2 separate regions of the Mus musculus genome follow, and region 1 is linked to region 2. Evidence: chromatin loops called from intact Hi-C (ENCODE). Cell type or tissue: heart. All regions are shown on one strand. Links, peaks and the distances in the headings refer to the core of each region. The heading gives the core; the rest is flanking DNA.

Region 1 (7,640 bases), core at 2,098-6,097, 270 kb after region 2:
CCATCTTCTACTTTGAAACAATTTAAAAGTGAGTTTTTCTGTGCAGTTATAATCTCAGCACTGGGTGTTCAGCTTTACTATCAACCTTATACATGGCAAAATTCAAAACTGTTGATTGTTTAGTAATATAATGTAAGGAGCCTTAAGGGAGAAAAAAAGACATGGATAACTATACTGAAGTCTCATTGTAGTTCTGCCAAGTAAGTTTCAGGGAGTCTCACCAAAATTGGCATCTATATATCATTTAACTTTGCCACATGTTTAAATTCTTTCCTCACTAGAAAGGTTTGCTCAAGTAGTTGTGCATGTGGGAATCTTAAAAGCCATTTCCAGTATATTCTGGTGAGTATGCCAAACGTGAAAAAGTAGTGAAAAGCCTGTGGGAGAAAGTAACTCAAGAACGATCCACTTAATACTACCAGTGGTCTGATGTAGATGCATTAACAAAATCCGTCTATCAATAAAGTTTATCCAGAAGGAAATGGCAGGTTCAGGTGGTCAGTGATTGTCACTCACACTGTAGGGAGTAATCCCCTACTCTTGTTGAACACACTGCTAAGGTTCCTCCAGAAATAGAGGACGGCAACCTTTCTCAGCTACTACTTTCCTTTCTGTGTACAATGAGTGCTTGATGCTGAAGAGTGAGTGATGCTCCATTGGCTGTGCGTGGGGACTCTGCTAAAGAAGAAGTGGTTGGATAGAGAAACCTCCTATCTAGTGGGAAATATTCATGGTGTTGGGGACTCTGAACTCAGAGAAATGTAAGATTAAAGAACTTGGTTGGAGCTACTGCCAGCCTGTAAGGCTTGCAGTGCCCCCCAAAGGCTGTAGCCTGCCTCTATGGTCTCACTTTTAAATGAAGTTTTGATCTGGCCTTCAGGGCCCCTTTACTCTTTAAGTCATTTCAAAACTGGCCTCCCCATAAGCTTGCACAGAGACGAGATGGTGGGTTAGCTGATGAATCAAGTGCTCCACCAGAGGCACTGTTAGGGAGTTGAAAGAAATCATGTGCTCAGGTCACCCCCCTGAACGTTTCATTCAGGCCAAAAGGGGATGAACATCCAGAGACCCCAGCTACCCTGCACTGCTCTTGGTAACACTGGCCCCACCCTGTGCCTGAGTCTGGAAGCCCAGAGCAGTCAGGATTTCTCCAGCACGTGGGTGAGGACTGTCTCCACAACCCTGTCTCTGCCTTGTTCAAAAAAGCTGCAGTTGCGGGCTTTAATTAAAGAGGAGGAGCTTTGAATGTGAATTTTTTTGTTTGTTTGTTTGCTTGACTGTCACAAATGAAGGCAGGCTTACTTCTTTCTGAAATGATGCTCACACACGAAACACACACGAAACACACACGAAACACACACACACACACACACACACACACACACACACACACACACACACACACACACACACCAGTCTTCTCATTATCCTGCTCTGACTACTAGTTCTTGTAGAAGAAAGGGTAGACACCAGCACGGCACCCGGTACACCTCTCTTCCTGTTTTGATAACTCAAGCGCTGGCCTCAAGCCTTCTCATAGGAACTGGGAAGAAAGAACTGGCAGCTCAGCTTGCAAAGGGTGCGGAGGCACAGCTCAGTAGAGCTAACCCAGTCGCTGTGTGACTGTGGGGCTGCAGCTCCTCTGATGCCAGGGCTGTGCAGACCCTCCCTTGATTTCCAAAAAGGCCAGAGAATAAATGTCACTGTGAAACGTGGAGTGTCCTGGATCTGATATTTTCCTTTGGGGCACCCGGGATACAGGCCTCCTTCCTGGAGGCAATTTATCCGAGCAAGGGAATGACTCCTTTGCAGGGTTTGGACATAGTGTTCATCACCACGCCCACTCCTGCTCGCTAGGGTCCCAAACCACTGGAGTCCTGTAGAAGCTTGGCCGCTTTGTCTAAGCGCCGGCTCCTTGGAACCCAATCAGTTCTGAAGGGAACAAAGAGCCTCGATTCGCAAGCCCCAGCCTCCGCCTCTCCCAGGAGTTCCCACGCGCGGGTTCACCACCTTCAAGACCCCTTTGTCTGCCTGGCAAAAACAGGTCTGCTGGGTTTATTCACACCCCTCCCAATTTTTCTTTTCCACCATTGACATGGATTTTCCAACCATCCACTTCTAGGTAAACGACTTCACCTAATTCTTTTTATTTATGTATGTATGTATTTATTTTTCCTCTCATACAAACCTTGAATAGGTTTGTTGAAGCATAAGGACCATTCGGCCCACTCCTTATTAGTGTTCCTTTCTCCTAGAGTCCCCTTTGAGCCTAGTACTATTAGCTTTATGCAGAATAGCAAGTCCTTCCGGGAGGATACACCTGCGTCTTACTCACTTCATTGTGACTGATTACTCAGAGAGGAGCGGGGATATTAAGAAAAGAGCTGCGTAAAGTTTCCTAGTGTGTGTTTGAGAAGCTCTCTGCCCCGCCCCCCACACAAAACCGCGCACACACAAAAATGCCAAAGCATCCTTCTTCGTTTCAAAGATGCCAGAGACAATGTAAAAACAGAAGGAAATCTCAGCCAGTGCAGTTTCCGACTGTGGAAAGCTCCGGACTTGGGAGGATTTCCGAAACAGGACTTTTAACAGAGTTGACAACAGGGCCATATCCTCAGATGTGCGCTTCCAAGCCTTGTCAGAGACAAGAAGTTACAAATCGCTCGCTCTGCTCCCGGATAGACTTCAAAGGCAGAGAAGCCAGGGGAGAGAGGAAGGAAGTGAGATATTTACAGAACTTAATGGGGCGGAGATTTTGATCACATCTTGACAAACTCAAAAAAAAAGAGCAGATATGGTCTGTAAAGGCGCAGTTCCCAGTTCCCTTCTAAAACTGTAACCATGAAACCCGGGAGTTTTATACGTAGAGGAGTGAATAAGGAATTTTCCTTATTGATACTGAAATGTCTAACTTAAAGAAAGAAAGAAAGAAAGAAAGAAAGAAAGAAAGAAAGAAAGAAAATAGATCTTACAGGCGTCCCCTCCCCCAACAAAAACAAACAAAAAAGAGTAAAGACCCACTTCACTTCTGTGACCATAAACTTTGGAGAACGCCGCTTTTTATGGTGTCCTCATAGACTGGCGGGACACAGAAGGAAAGAAAGAAAGAGAAGGCTTGAGGAGTAAAGACATCTCTGAATTCTGCTCAAGCGTTAAACTGACAAGGGCACTCGTTCTTTGTTGACACTTCTGCAGTGACTTCTTTGGTGAGCTGCACCCTGTGCCAATACATCTTTCACCACCACCACCACCACCACCACCACCACCACCACCACCACCACCACCATTGCACAGGGCAAGTTAAACTCATCCTAGAACCAGCATGGGAAACATGCACACACACCTCCAAAGAGCCTTTGTTATTTAATTCATGACACTCTGCACAAGCACGCCCAAACCAATACACACAGCACTCCAAAAACGTCACTCTCCCGGCTCTAAGCACACTTCACTATGGCTTGATTTGGTGTCATATCCTTGAACATGCATTTACCCGATGAGTTGCGTCTCTTGGTGCTCCTCAGTTCTGGCTATTTCTTTTGTCTTATAAAAGATCAGGAGTAGACTTATAGTGCAGATGGTCCACCGTTTTCTAATTGAGCGCATCTTGGGTGCCCGGGAAAGTCCTGGTTGTCCCAGCTCAGGCACCTTCTCCTGGTATAAAGGCTCCGTTTTGGGATGATAATCAAGGGGGAGAAATCTGAAAATTGCGAAGGGAGCGTGGAGCCGAGATCCCAGAATCAGGTCGCTAGGATGTTCAGCGGTGGAGCTCTCCCGGTTCTCCAGCGCTGCCCAGCTCCCTGCCGCGCAGTTAGCGCTTACCGGGCCCGGGTCGCTCTGCGCCGCCTCCCTGGGGCTCAGGTTTCTTTTCAAATGTGACACCTTGTGCATTGGAGGTGGCGGTTTCTTCTGCAGCTGGGCTCGGGGGCGTCACTGGCCCTTTCCTCGCCGTAGCAGGGAAACGATAAGCAAGGCCAGCCAATCACCGTGCTGAGGGGGCGGAGGCTGCTGTTGCCTTGCGTTACTGGCGGCTGCTCGGAGAGTCGTTGTGAGCTCGGTCTGCACTATGCCGGGTGGAGGAAGCTCACAGTCGCACGCGGACGCGTTCTTGCGCACATGCCCCCAAACCACAGACACACACAGAACCACACTATCTCCTAGGACGCCCAAACGTCAAGGCTCCAGATCCGCCAGCTTCGACACCAGCATTCATCTCATCTGAGAAAGATGAGACTCATCCCACCAGAGGAACGCAATGGCTAGGGATAAGGATAGCTCGAGAAAGCAGCCTATCATTCAAAGCGTGTTTGCTAAACATACGTAAACGCACGGGCGAATAAACCCGACCGAAGCACAGTGAAATCCAACAGGGAAGTGGAAGGGGAACGTTCATTATTCAGTGCACAACTCTGTCTGGAAAATACGATTATTCACAGGAGCTGATGAGCTGATCTCGCCCGCAGAGTGGATGGGTAATGAGGATCCCAGCTTGAAGCTTGAGGTAAGCAAGTGAAGTCGGAGGCATCCTTACGAACATTATGGACACTTCTGTGACCCACGCGTTGTCGTTTGGAAACTCCTCACGAAGTGAAGGCAAATCCAATGCCATTTAAACTTCACTGCTGAGACCAGAATTCTGAGAAAAGGCAGCGTCCTCCGGCACACCCACCAACACATTCGTAATCCTAGGGAAGAAGAAAGGAAGGGTAAAAAGCAGGAAAGGCAGGCTCCTCTTGAAAATCCAACTGAAGTGTATTGGGCTCTGATTTTCACCCCTCTTCCCGCCTACCTTTTTTTTTTTTTTTTTTTTTTTTTTTTTTTTTTTTTTTTTACTTCTATTGTATTGTGCAGCTGGCGCGCTTTCTGAGTATTCTAGCTGAGCACCTCTCCATTCCTAGTTTCTGGCACATTCAAGAGAGCTGACTGCTCAGGCTTATCACACCTAACATCTACATGCTTCCTCAGCAGGAGACAGAGCCTGGAAACCAGACTCCTTCCTATCTGTGTGCCTTGGCCCCAGGATTCCAGAGGCTCTGAAGTCTGACTTCCTGCTCCTTCACTGAGCAGTACCTTTGCTAGTCCATTAGCCCATTAAGTTTGCACTTTCCACATCAGCAAATGAGAAGGCTCACCACCAGGATTTGGGTATCCTTGGACTTAGGAAGAATTCAGAGTGACTCAAGGAGCAGCATTAAGTAGAAAGACATGACCCTTGCTTAAAACCCGAGGTTCTAGAACCTTTGCCTAGCTGCTGAGGTCTTTAAAAGTAAACCAACAGAGCTTAGTATAAGACCCTGTTTATGTGTGTCAGTTTCTATTCAAGGTTTAGGAAGTTAAGTCTCCTAAGTTTTGAGAACCTAATCTCTGCAGGACAGGCAACCAAAGAGCCAAGTCTAAAATGCATCAAGGAGCAAGCAATTATGAGTCTTTATTGACATTACAAGTGGCCTGCTGGGAGCCTTTCCAGTGGATTGATGTCCACGCAAATCCTGCTTACCTTAATGCATTTTAGTTACACAGACTTCTCAAGTAGCAGCAGGGAGAAAAATAAAACAGTTTCTCATGGGTTAAAGGGAAGTGGTATTGGCTGGGGTGTATAAAAATGCTGTTTGTTGCAAGAAAAAATATCATGTTCACATGCAGAAAATATCATTTTCATTTTTTCCTCTATTAGTTCATTTTCTCTCAGGTAAATGCCCAACTTTAAAAACCTTTTGTTTTTATATATTGACCTTTGCTTATGTTTCCATACATAGAACCAAATATAATACATGTCTAATCACAAAAGACTTTGACTTTAGCTAGAATGCAGAGTCATAAATGAGTGAAATTTCTCCCAGATCAGGAAATCTATCATCATTATTCTCAATTCTTCAATATCGGCTGGCTTGGGTAATTGGCAATACTATTCTTTTGCATACAGTGTAATGGTTTGTAAGCAAGCATGAACCTTTTACAATTAACTACCACTTACAGACTATCAGTTAAATAATCTTCAATTTGTAAAACTCAACTTGAAGATTGTCTTGTGAGATATATCTTTTTCAATTGTGCTGTTCAGAAACACCTCCGTTTGTAAGAACCATTTTAATTTCTTAAGGCTCACATTTTAATTGTGTGTAGACTCTTGTCTCAGCCTAAGCGTTTTATTGTTCTATTACTATTTCTTATCACAGAGTCTTTTGAGATGTTAAAATTACACACACACACACACACACACACACACCACTGCATCCATGTAGCATGTTTTCTTCTCTCTCTCAAAATTATGCTATGGAATTCATAAACCAGGCTCAGGCCACTGAGACTTTGCTGGTAAATTTACTCACCATCAGTCCTAACAAAGGAGTTGAATCCTTAGGATTCACATGGTAGAAACATAGCATGGATGTCTGCAAGTGGTCCTCTGATCCACACAATAAAATACATGTACACACACACACACACACACACACACAAACACACACACACACATTCACACACAAACACACACACACACCAAAATCAAAACAAAAAACCACATAGGCCCTCCTATTCTTTGAGTGACAGTTCTATGGAGTCAATTAGCAGTTGTCTGGTCTCACTTTTTATAACTTTGTTTTCATAATTTTTATTTTCTGCTTTAATCTACTGAGGACGGCTCAGTTTGTATTTAAATATACAAAGTAAGAAATTCTATTAAAGGTTTCAGACTGTATGCTTTGACTGTTACTAAACTAAGATTGTACAAATCTCAATTTTTGGAAAACGAGTATTAGACAAATGAATAAATATAGTACTTACAAAGGAAAGTACGAATTCCAAGCATAAACTTGCCTAATCCATTAGCAGCAACTGCTTCTGGGGAGAATGGATCAATAGACACTTATTGGAGAGAGCCGTTGGGAATAAGGGGAAAATAATGAGTCTATTTCACATCTGACCTGTAACTCCCCAACATAAAATAAATAATTGATCTTCCTCTCTATTACCACAATCATAATTCCCTATATCCCACTTGAGAAGTGGTCAATACTGATAGATAGCGTATGCATTGTGGTTAAGCACACATTCTCACATCTGTCATTGATGCAATTGGGATGATTTATATTAGCTGCAATGACAATTCTGTCATTAGACAAAATTTGAGTCACTATGCAGGGAAGATAAAAATAGAAGGACTTTTAATATCTCTTGTATGACCTAAATGTAGAATCATTTATTTCTTTAAAACATGCTTTAGAATATGAAGAACATGTAGTGGATTTTTCTGCTTTTAATCTTCTTGACAGAAGACTACATCTACATTGGAATTTCAGAAATGAATGCTTATTATATGTAAAATCCTGTAGAAATTGTCCTGGAGTTGATGAAAACTTCAGAGTAGTAGTGCCCCACATCATGGAACCTGTAGGTTTGTTCTATGGTGTTTTGCAAATGAAGGGTCTTTTTTAATACATGATGCAGTCTCTTTGAATATAGAATCAATGTCAAAAGTATCAGCAAGCTACACAGTAAAATAAGCTAAAACAAACATAGGAGTTTGTATAAGAAGGCATCTTATAAAAAACAGAATTCTGAGATAGTTTTGTAAAAATCCCAGAGAAGAGAATTTATTTAAGACATGTAGTACTACTGTATCTTTGAGACCTAACTTTTAT
Region 2 (8,138 bases), core at 1,594-5,593:
AATGGCACCCAGATGTATAATGCCTTCTGCAAACTAAGACCCTTGGTCAAGGGAAAGAGACTTGGCCTCCAGGTTCTCCCAGCATCCCTCAGACTCTACCTGGCATACCCTGTCCACAACCCTGAATCTTTTAGCCTAGGTGTCAGGTTGCCTCTCCCACAGAGGCTCTCCCCTATTATGTAATCAGGACATTTTGGTGTCTTGTCTTTTTCTTCTTTCTTTTCGAATGTTCCCTCCCTCTTTCCCCTCTCCATGGAGACTCTTCGGCCTCAGTCCTTGGGGGCCAGTGAACTCACCTGAAAACAGCTTCCTGACAAATTCTAATCTGGTTTATATTGGCTCATTTCACAGGCCAAGAAATAACCTATTAAAAACCACTCTACTGCCTTTGCATGCCCCTTGAGGAGATGGTCCTAGGAGTGATGGTAACATGCAGTTTTGTCCTGTATGGATGAATGGGAGTTTTTGCTGTGTCTTGATGTCTTGGGTTGGACAAATATACAAGCATTTTGTAAAGCTTGAAACCCCAGTTATAGCAGTTTTATTGCTGCGACTTTGTTTTTGTGACAGTAGGGAGAACATTTGGGTTTTCTTTTTTTTTCAGACATATGTTTGGCAATTCATAGCAGATAGGGAATTAGCCAATTTCACAAAGGTGAAACTGTAGATATCTCCTTTTTGACTTTTTAGCCTTAGGGATGCTCTGTCCATAGCATACCCGGTCAAGTGTCCAGTTTCTCCAATTTTTTTCATCCACCATTTTTGTCATGCCTTCAAACCAACCCAGGACACGAATGAATAATATCTGGGGGTGTTCCTCTCTCCCCAGGCAGGGCCCATACCAGTAGCAGTCAATTTAGGTTCTTCTTATTTCAGATGACAAATCCTGCAGAGAGAGTGACTATATTTTAAGGAAATATCATTAGATTGTCTCACATTCACCTCTGGTGCAACTATACCCAACTCAGTTAATCCATAAACTTTAAAAATACTTATTTCCTGTCATTTTAAAGAATTTGAATATTCTGTCTTAAATAGTTGCAACTGATGTAACCTGTCAAATAACATTTTATATAAAGAAGCACATTCAAAAATATAGAGAACTGAAAATTTGTTTTCTTCAAAATAGAGAATTGCATTTCTACCAGTCTTATTTTGACCTTGCTATAGAGAATTGAAGGATTCATTTTCCAACTGGGCAAGTCATCCTATAGACTCGGAACAATTTTGGGAGTGGGAGTATAATTTTATAGATTTAAGTCAAGGTGTGTCAAACCTTAGGCTTTGTAATAGCCTAATGGACTTGTAAAAGTCTATGTCTTCAAACATCTGTATTAATTATTTTCCAGAACACTGTATGAGTAGCAAGACATCTGGATCCATCTCAAGTCACTGGAACATGGAGTTGAACTAAGGCTTCATTCTCAAAGCAAAGTGAACCAGTCTAAGAGCACTCTCCAAACATCAACACCACTCCCTGAATTTGTTTATGAGACTCTTCTTTTAAAGCACTGCAGACAGACAAAGGGAGGGGGAGTTTTCCAACATTGTATCAGGATGCTCTTGTCACATGGGTGTTGGTGTCAGAAATGAAAGTCTTGTGAGGCCCTGCACGAAAATATGATACATCTGTCTGAGAACAGCAAGGATGGTATTCATTCATTTATTCATTCATTGTAGTTTTCCTTCTCACATCTGGATGGTGTGTATATTCTGTCTGTGATTTTTTAGACCGCTTCTCCAAACACTCCTGCTTCTGTCAGCCCTGGTCAGACATTTGCCATGCATGAAAAAGCAACTCTGAGCTCAGATACAACAGGCAGAAAATCCACCACTTCCACGGAGTGCACTTTGATTCCTCACAGGAAAGTGAGGCACATTTGAGTGTTAGGAATTCCGCATGCAGCTTTACCACTCGCGGAGAAGACAGGTGGTCTCTCATCTTTATAGCCACTGCTTCTATTGAGTAAAGAGGCTTAAGAAAAATAGTAAATTAAGCCCCAGAGTTTAGAATACCTTTCTTTCCTATATTATCTCTTATCTATTGAGTGGTTTAAAACTTTATTTATTTAGATTTTATGCTCCTTGGTGTTTTGCCTGCACGCATGTCTGCAGGAGGGTGTCGGAGCCCTGGATATGGAGTTACAGACAGTTATGGGCTGTCATGTGGCTGCTGGGGATTGAACCCAGGTCCTCTGGAAGAGCAACCAGGGCTCTTAATGGCTAAGCCATCTCTCCAGCCCTGTCTGTTGAGTTTTTTAAATTTAAAATAAAATGTATCTCTGGTGACTTTCTCCAGTTTGAATTTTAAAATTGGTATGACGTTTTCTACCCTGGTAGTATGGCTTCTATGTCAGTATACAAGAAGGGTTGTTGTTATTATTTGGAGTACTCACATATACCCTTTAGGTAATATTTTATCATTATCTTCTAGAGATAATAATGAGATCATTTTAAACATATTTCGTAGTAGAAGTTATTACTGCATGCTAGGAAAGGAGTAGTTCTGCGTTCAGTTCTCAGTCTACTATATATTCCACAAATGTTTATCAGAAGTGTGGCTTAGTGTACCGCCATTTTCCCAGGATGATTTAGAGGGAAATAATGACAAAGAAGGCATGTTTAAGGGTTTCTCAGGGGACTCTAAGTTTTGGTCGAATTTTTGTCTGAAATGTACTTATTGTTGTTTGCTATCACACAGATGAAAGCATCGTAAATTGAAAGCCTTGGAACAGGGGAAAATTTTTTTTCAGGATCCGTCTCCCTCTGGCTGGTATTGAATCAGGAGGCAGCTAAGGATGACCTTGAGCTAAGAGATCTTCCTGTCTCTCTGCCCACTTTCTGGAACTCCGGGTGTTCACTGCTATTCCCAACTGATGCTGATTTTCACTCACGGGTTTCTCACCCCCGTTCCCACAGGGAAGATCTCTCAGTTCTTCAACGCTTCGCGTTCCTCAGCTGTGAAGCAATGAAGGGTTTGGCTAAGGTAGTGAAGGTAAGGTCCATCCTGAAAAATAATTAACTCTTGGGGTTTTAAATTGCAAGACTCCCCTTTCTTGATGGTTTGAGCCAGAACTGTCTTCTACCTAGAGGGATCATCATCAAAGAAACCAGAGAGAATTCATCCAGCAACTGATGGGAGCAGATTGATAGTCCTACAGCCAAACATTGGGCAGAGGAACCAGATAGGTTAGGCACACACCAGAATATGGCCCACAGAATCAACTGAACTGGACTCATGGGAGCTCTCAGAGAACAGGGAGCCTGTAGAGATCTGACCTAGGTCCTCTGAATGTATGTTACGGCTGAGTAGCTTGGTATTTTGTGGAACTCCGAACAGTAGGATCTGGGGCTATCTCTGACTGTTTTGCCTACTTGTGGAACCCTTTGATTCCTGCCGGGTTGCCTCGTTCAGCCTTGAAATAAGAGTGTGTGCCTGGTCTGATTGTAGCTTGTAATGCCATATTTGGTTGTTGTCTCTGGGAGGCCTGTTTTTTGTTTGTTTGTTTGTCTGTTTTGGTTTTGTTTTTAAGAGAAAGAGGTGGGTGGATCAGGGGGAGAGGACAGGTGGAGGGGAGAAACTTGGGAAAGGAAGCAAGGTCAAACTGAAGTCAAGATGAGAGAATTTTTAAAAATAAAACAATAATTTATTATCAGCAGAAAGATATTATATCACACCTCTTTTTTTTTTTCTTTTTTAGCATTTTCTAAGGTCCTCAATAGGAGCAGGAGTTTGATCACTTTGTTACCAGTTGGTGGCGCTGTTAAGAAAGGTTGATCCGAGGTCCAGCCTTGGTTATGGGAGTCTAACAGGGAACAGAGGGAGAGTTCCAAGCCTTTCCACACTCCCAGTTTGTGCTCTCTGCTTCATGCGTTGTGATTGAAGCTATGATCTCTCAGCTTCACTTTCTTGTTGTCATGCCAACCAATCCCTGCCGTGCCTTCCCACTATGATGGACTCTTACTCCACTGGAACCAAAAGCCAAAATAAATTCTTTCTTCTGTAAGATGCTTCTGGTCGTGGCCTTTTATCACAGAAGAAAGGAAAAAAAAAAAAAGTAAGTAACACACCTTCTTTAGGAACAGGGATGGAAATGACAGGATTCAAGAGACTCATGACATGAACGTGTGCTATACTGAGATTTTAACCTGAAATTACATGAGAAATAAGCAGAAGGAAAGTCCTTTTATCTTAATTATCTTCAGGACTCTACTGTGCACTGTCACATCCGTACTCTGTATTCCCTTCCATGTACTGTATACAGCCTCCCTGGACTGTGGACTGCCTCCCTGCATGTTTTTGGTTCTGGCTTATCTTGCAGGTCTTGGGACTTGTCATATACTATAATAGCATAAGCCTGTTATATACATTTGTGTAATTTATATGTGTAGTTGTTTATTACATATGTATACTTTCCATTTTATAATTTACATATATAGGTTCTTTATATATAAGAACAGACTAAGATGATTAATTAGCATACATGCAAACAATAAAGACTGACACATCTTTTTAATATCTATGCTTTATACTGACACAAACCACACACACACACACACACACACACACACAGTTTGTGCAGTTGGCTTGTATTTGTTCTTTGTTCCTCATGAGAGATTTTTAGGTCTCTGTACATCTCACAAACCAGAAAGAACATGTAAGAGAGAGAGCAACTATAATTTTACGCAGGGAATGCTGAGCCATGACTGTGGTTACTGTTCAGTTTAGCTATTGTGGTACAATAAAAGCACAAGGCAGACTGATCATTATGTCAACCACAATTGGGTCTACAAGTTGAGAGGTGAATTGGATATTACAGTGTCATTTACTTCCAGAATTTAATTTGTATATTTGTGTTGGTGGCCTTGCTGAGACACAAAACTATAAAAGTGAATGGAAGTAAGTCATAGGCCCGAATGGGGAAGTATGATTTTCTGGAATCTGGAAGCTTATCTAAAATAACTGTTCCATGTCTTTATTGACTGAATGTAGAAGAAACTTTTATTTTCTATTTGGAATTGTTGTCTGGGAAGCTTACTGCTGAACAAGCATATCCTTTCTTTTTCTTTTTGATCTCTGGCTGGCTTTTCCAACTCAGCTGTTCCACCTTAAAACTCCTCTCCAACCTGACTGATTCAAACTGGCTTTGCTTGGCTTTTGACTGAATTGGTCTGCTTGGCCTCAGACTAAGTCTGGCAATTGGTTCGAATCTCCTGGCTCCTTCTCATCTTTGACTAGTTCTGTCTTCACCTGTTTCTGTAAAACTGTCCCAGTAAAATTGCTTTCTCTCTCTCTCTCTCTCTCTCTCTCTCTCTCTCTCTCTCTTTCTCTCTCTCTCTCTCTCTCTCCCTCCCTCCCTCCATCTCTCTCTCTTCCTCTTTCTTCCTCTTTTGTTTTTCCATAACCTCTTTTCCCTCCCTGTTCTCTTGAGAGTTGGGCATATTCTATCTCTGATTCATTCTGTCTAGTATTTCTCTAACTTGCCATTTTGTCTGTCCCTCAATTAGACATCACAAACTAACTTTACCTTACTTGTTTGGGATTAAAGTATATACTAAAGGCATGTCTGTATTTCAGCCATATCAGCCTGTAATCTAGAGCATGCCTGCATTCAGGCTAGGTCTTATCTTTGGATGTGATCCCTTGCCAGAGCATCCATGTTTCTGGAATAAATTTTCCCTACATCTGAAAGATATTTGAAATATATGAAGAACCAAATTTAGAAATTACGAGATAAAGAAGTAGTGGTATGAAAATATTGTTACAATGCAACATTATGTGACACATCTTAGTTAAGGAGAAATAAATGACATTAAAATTATCTTCATTAGTTGTTGTCTTATTTTGTTTTGTTTTTTGAGACAAGGTTTCTATGTGTAGCGCTAGCTGTCCTGGAACTCACTCTGTAGACCAGGCTGGCCTCGACCTCAGTTTTAGGCAGGTTGTTAAAAGGAAACAGACTATATTTTGCATTACAATAAATTTATTATTTAAAAAACCCACATTTGAAACTTCTATGGATAGGCAATCCAAATTTTTTTTTATGAAAAAGCTATATCTTTTTTTTTTCAGCTTAAATGGATAATTCTATACTGTAACCTAAAAAAAAAGAGCTTACCTACTCGAGACAGTGTTTTTAAAAATCAAGAAAAACATAAGTGAGCTCAAACATCAGAGAATGGTTTAGGGGTTAGCAACTCTTAAGTTTCTTCCCCAGGATGCCAGTTAGGTGCTTAGTGCTCTCTTTCAGTAGCTCACAACTGCCTGTAAGGCCAGTTCTAGGAAATCTTTTGCAACTTCCCAGACGTTGTGGGCACTGGCATGCACATGGTACACAGCAGCTCATTCAAAAATGCATGCATAACTGTTGCGGGAAATATTAAGAAACGACTGGCAAGCTTCCCGAACTGCTGCTGGGCACCGGCAACTCTCTGTGCCTGGGGCTGGCAGGCCATGCACTGGCGGCAATGGCCAACATGTTATTATCTCATGGAGACTGACTCAGAACTCCAAAAACTCTTCATCCAGTTACTAGGTTCCAACTGGCAGTCGTTACCACACCAACCCCATGCTTCAAACCACCCCCTTCCCCATGGTCTTTGTGGTGCTCATTAGATGAACCCGTGCTTTGCCATGGTACCTTTCTCTCTGAAACCCAGTCGAGTGTCCAAGAGAAAAGAAATAAGACACAAACTTAGCTCAGAAACAATGGTAACCCAATCTCTGGGCACAACATCTAAAACCTTATCTCGAAAGCCTTATTAAATCTGATCGCTCTGGTGGTGAATCCTGATGGATCTGTCCTGATACCAGGAAACTCTAGCAGCTACATCTTGCCCTATGCAGTCCAGTTCCAAAAGCATCTAACTCCCTCCTCCCTCTTCTCTTCCAATATCCAACCTGGAAGTACTGCCTCCTCACCCAGTGTTTGGCTCCTTATGTATTAGGGGATTGGTTCACAAGAAGTCACGTGACTCACTCTTCGTCTGCAACCCCTCCCAGGAGAGCAGAATTAGCATCAAACTACAAACAGCACCAGGCCCATCCACAACACATAACTTTAAAAAATCTTACTAAAAAAGAATGAAATGGGAATCCAGCTAAAACAAGAATACAGAATGAAAGGAATTGAACCTCTAGTTAAAACACTCCCAAGAACAATTAGTCAAAATAAAGATAATATGGAAAGAGATTCTATATTATTGTTAGGTTGATTTATGAATCAGCATATAAAAATAAACTTAATGAGAATAAATTTCAAAAATCATCATTGACTTGTAGTAGGGCAGCCACCACATCAGTAACGCAAGTATTGAGATAATCAAAGACAGTGAAAACTCTTTGTTCCCATTGTTGTCTCTCTAACCGGAAACAGTAATATCTAATGTAATTCACCAACACACACACACACCATGAATAGGGGAAAAATGGAGAGCGCATGAGTGATCTAGTGAGTGCCTTCAGAATTCAGGTTTGAAACTGTCAAAATTCTTCCACTTAAAGTGAATAAATAACCAGTCAGACAGACAGACAGACAGACAGATGAATGAGTGGAGAGATGGATATAGATAAATTTTTTTTTCTGGGCTAACTGATCATCTATACCAGGTTAGGAGAATATGAAAAACTGTAGGTAAACGTGACTCTGATTATCATGGCAACCCTGAGCAGCTGGAAATATTCTATGGCATTGCTAATGGGAATTCACTACATAATTTAGTAAAAAGGAGGAGATTTGGTGCAAATATAATGCACAAATCTGTAACTAATGACTATTAGCCAAACATTTTATCTGTATATCATCAGCAAAGGTGACCCTGACTCGGGCATCTGAATATTTAGTCAGTCCATACTTGCTACCCAGCAGAAGATTCCTGCACTCTGCTTATGTTATTAAAGGTCAGCAAACATTGTATTTAGATTCTTTAAGTTCTCTCTTCATCAAGATTACATAAGGAGAGGATAAAGGATCATCATAGTATGTATGTCTAAGATAAACACGGCCAGATTACTTCATACACACACACACACACACACACACACACACACACACACACACAGATAAACTGACATGCTCATCATGTTTTCAATAATGCAATGTAAGGGCAAATTTATTACTTATCTATTTGCTTATATT

What was found. Peaks named below come from ENCODE experiments on the same cell type or tissue, not always from the same donor. Only the 100,000 strongest peaks of a DNase experiment are listed, where the experiment ranks them.
Region 1: a loop joins it to region 2, with 6 times the contacts of the local background. A loop is called at or near these places in 7 of 42 quality-filtered maps.

What each region holds. Positions count from the first base shown.
Region 1 is chr1:95,663,656-95,671,295 of GRCm38, forward strand. It overlaps St8sia4 (ST8 alpha-N-acetyl-neuraminide alpha-2,8-sialyltransferase 4), which reads right to left and starts at 3,939. Exons shown (of 5, transcript NM_009183.2): 1 at 3,494-3,939. The coding sequence starts at 3,606. It overlaps Gm30431 (predicted gene, 30431), which reads left to right and starts at 4,046. Exons shown (of 4, transcript NR_166710.1): 1 at 4,046-4,501. In heart, for the core only: no CTCF peak of the experiment used is centred there; DNase peaks (open chromatin) are centred at 2,586, 3,996 and 4,966; H3K4me3 peaks cover 2,743 bases; H3K27ac peaks cover 526 bases; H3K27me3 peaks cover 1,123 bases.
Region 2 is chr1:95,393,592-95,401,729 of GRCm38, forward strand. No RefSeq gene overlaps it. Among named protein-coding and RNA genes, the nearest start is that of Fam174a, 84 kb to the left of the region's middle. In heart, for the core only: a CTCF peak has its summit at 3,754 (motif pointing right); no DNase peak of the experiment used is centred there.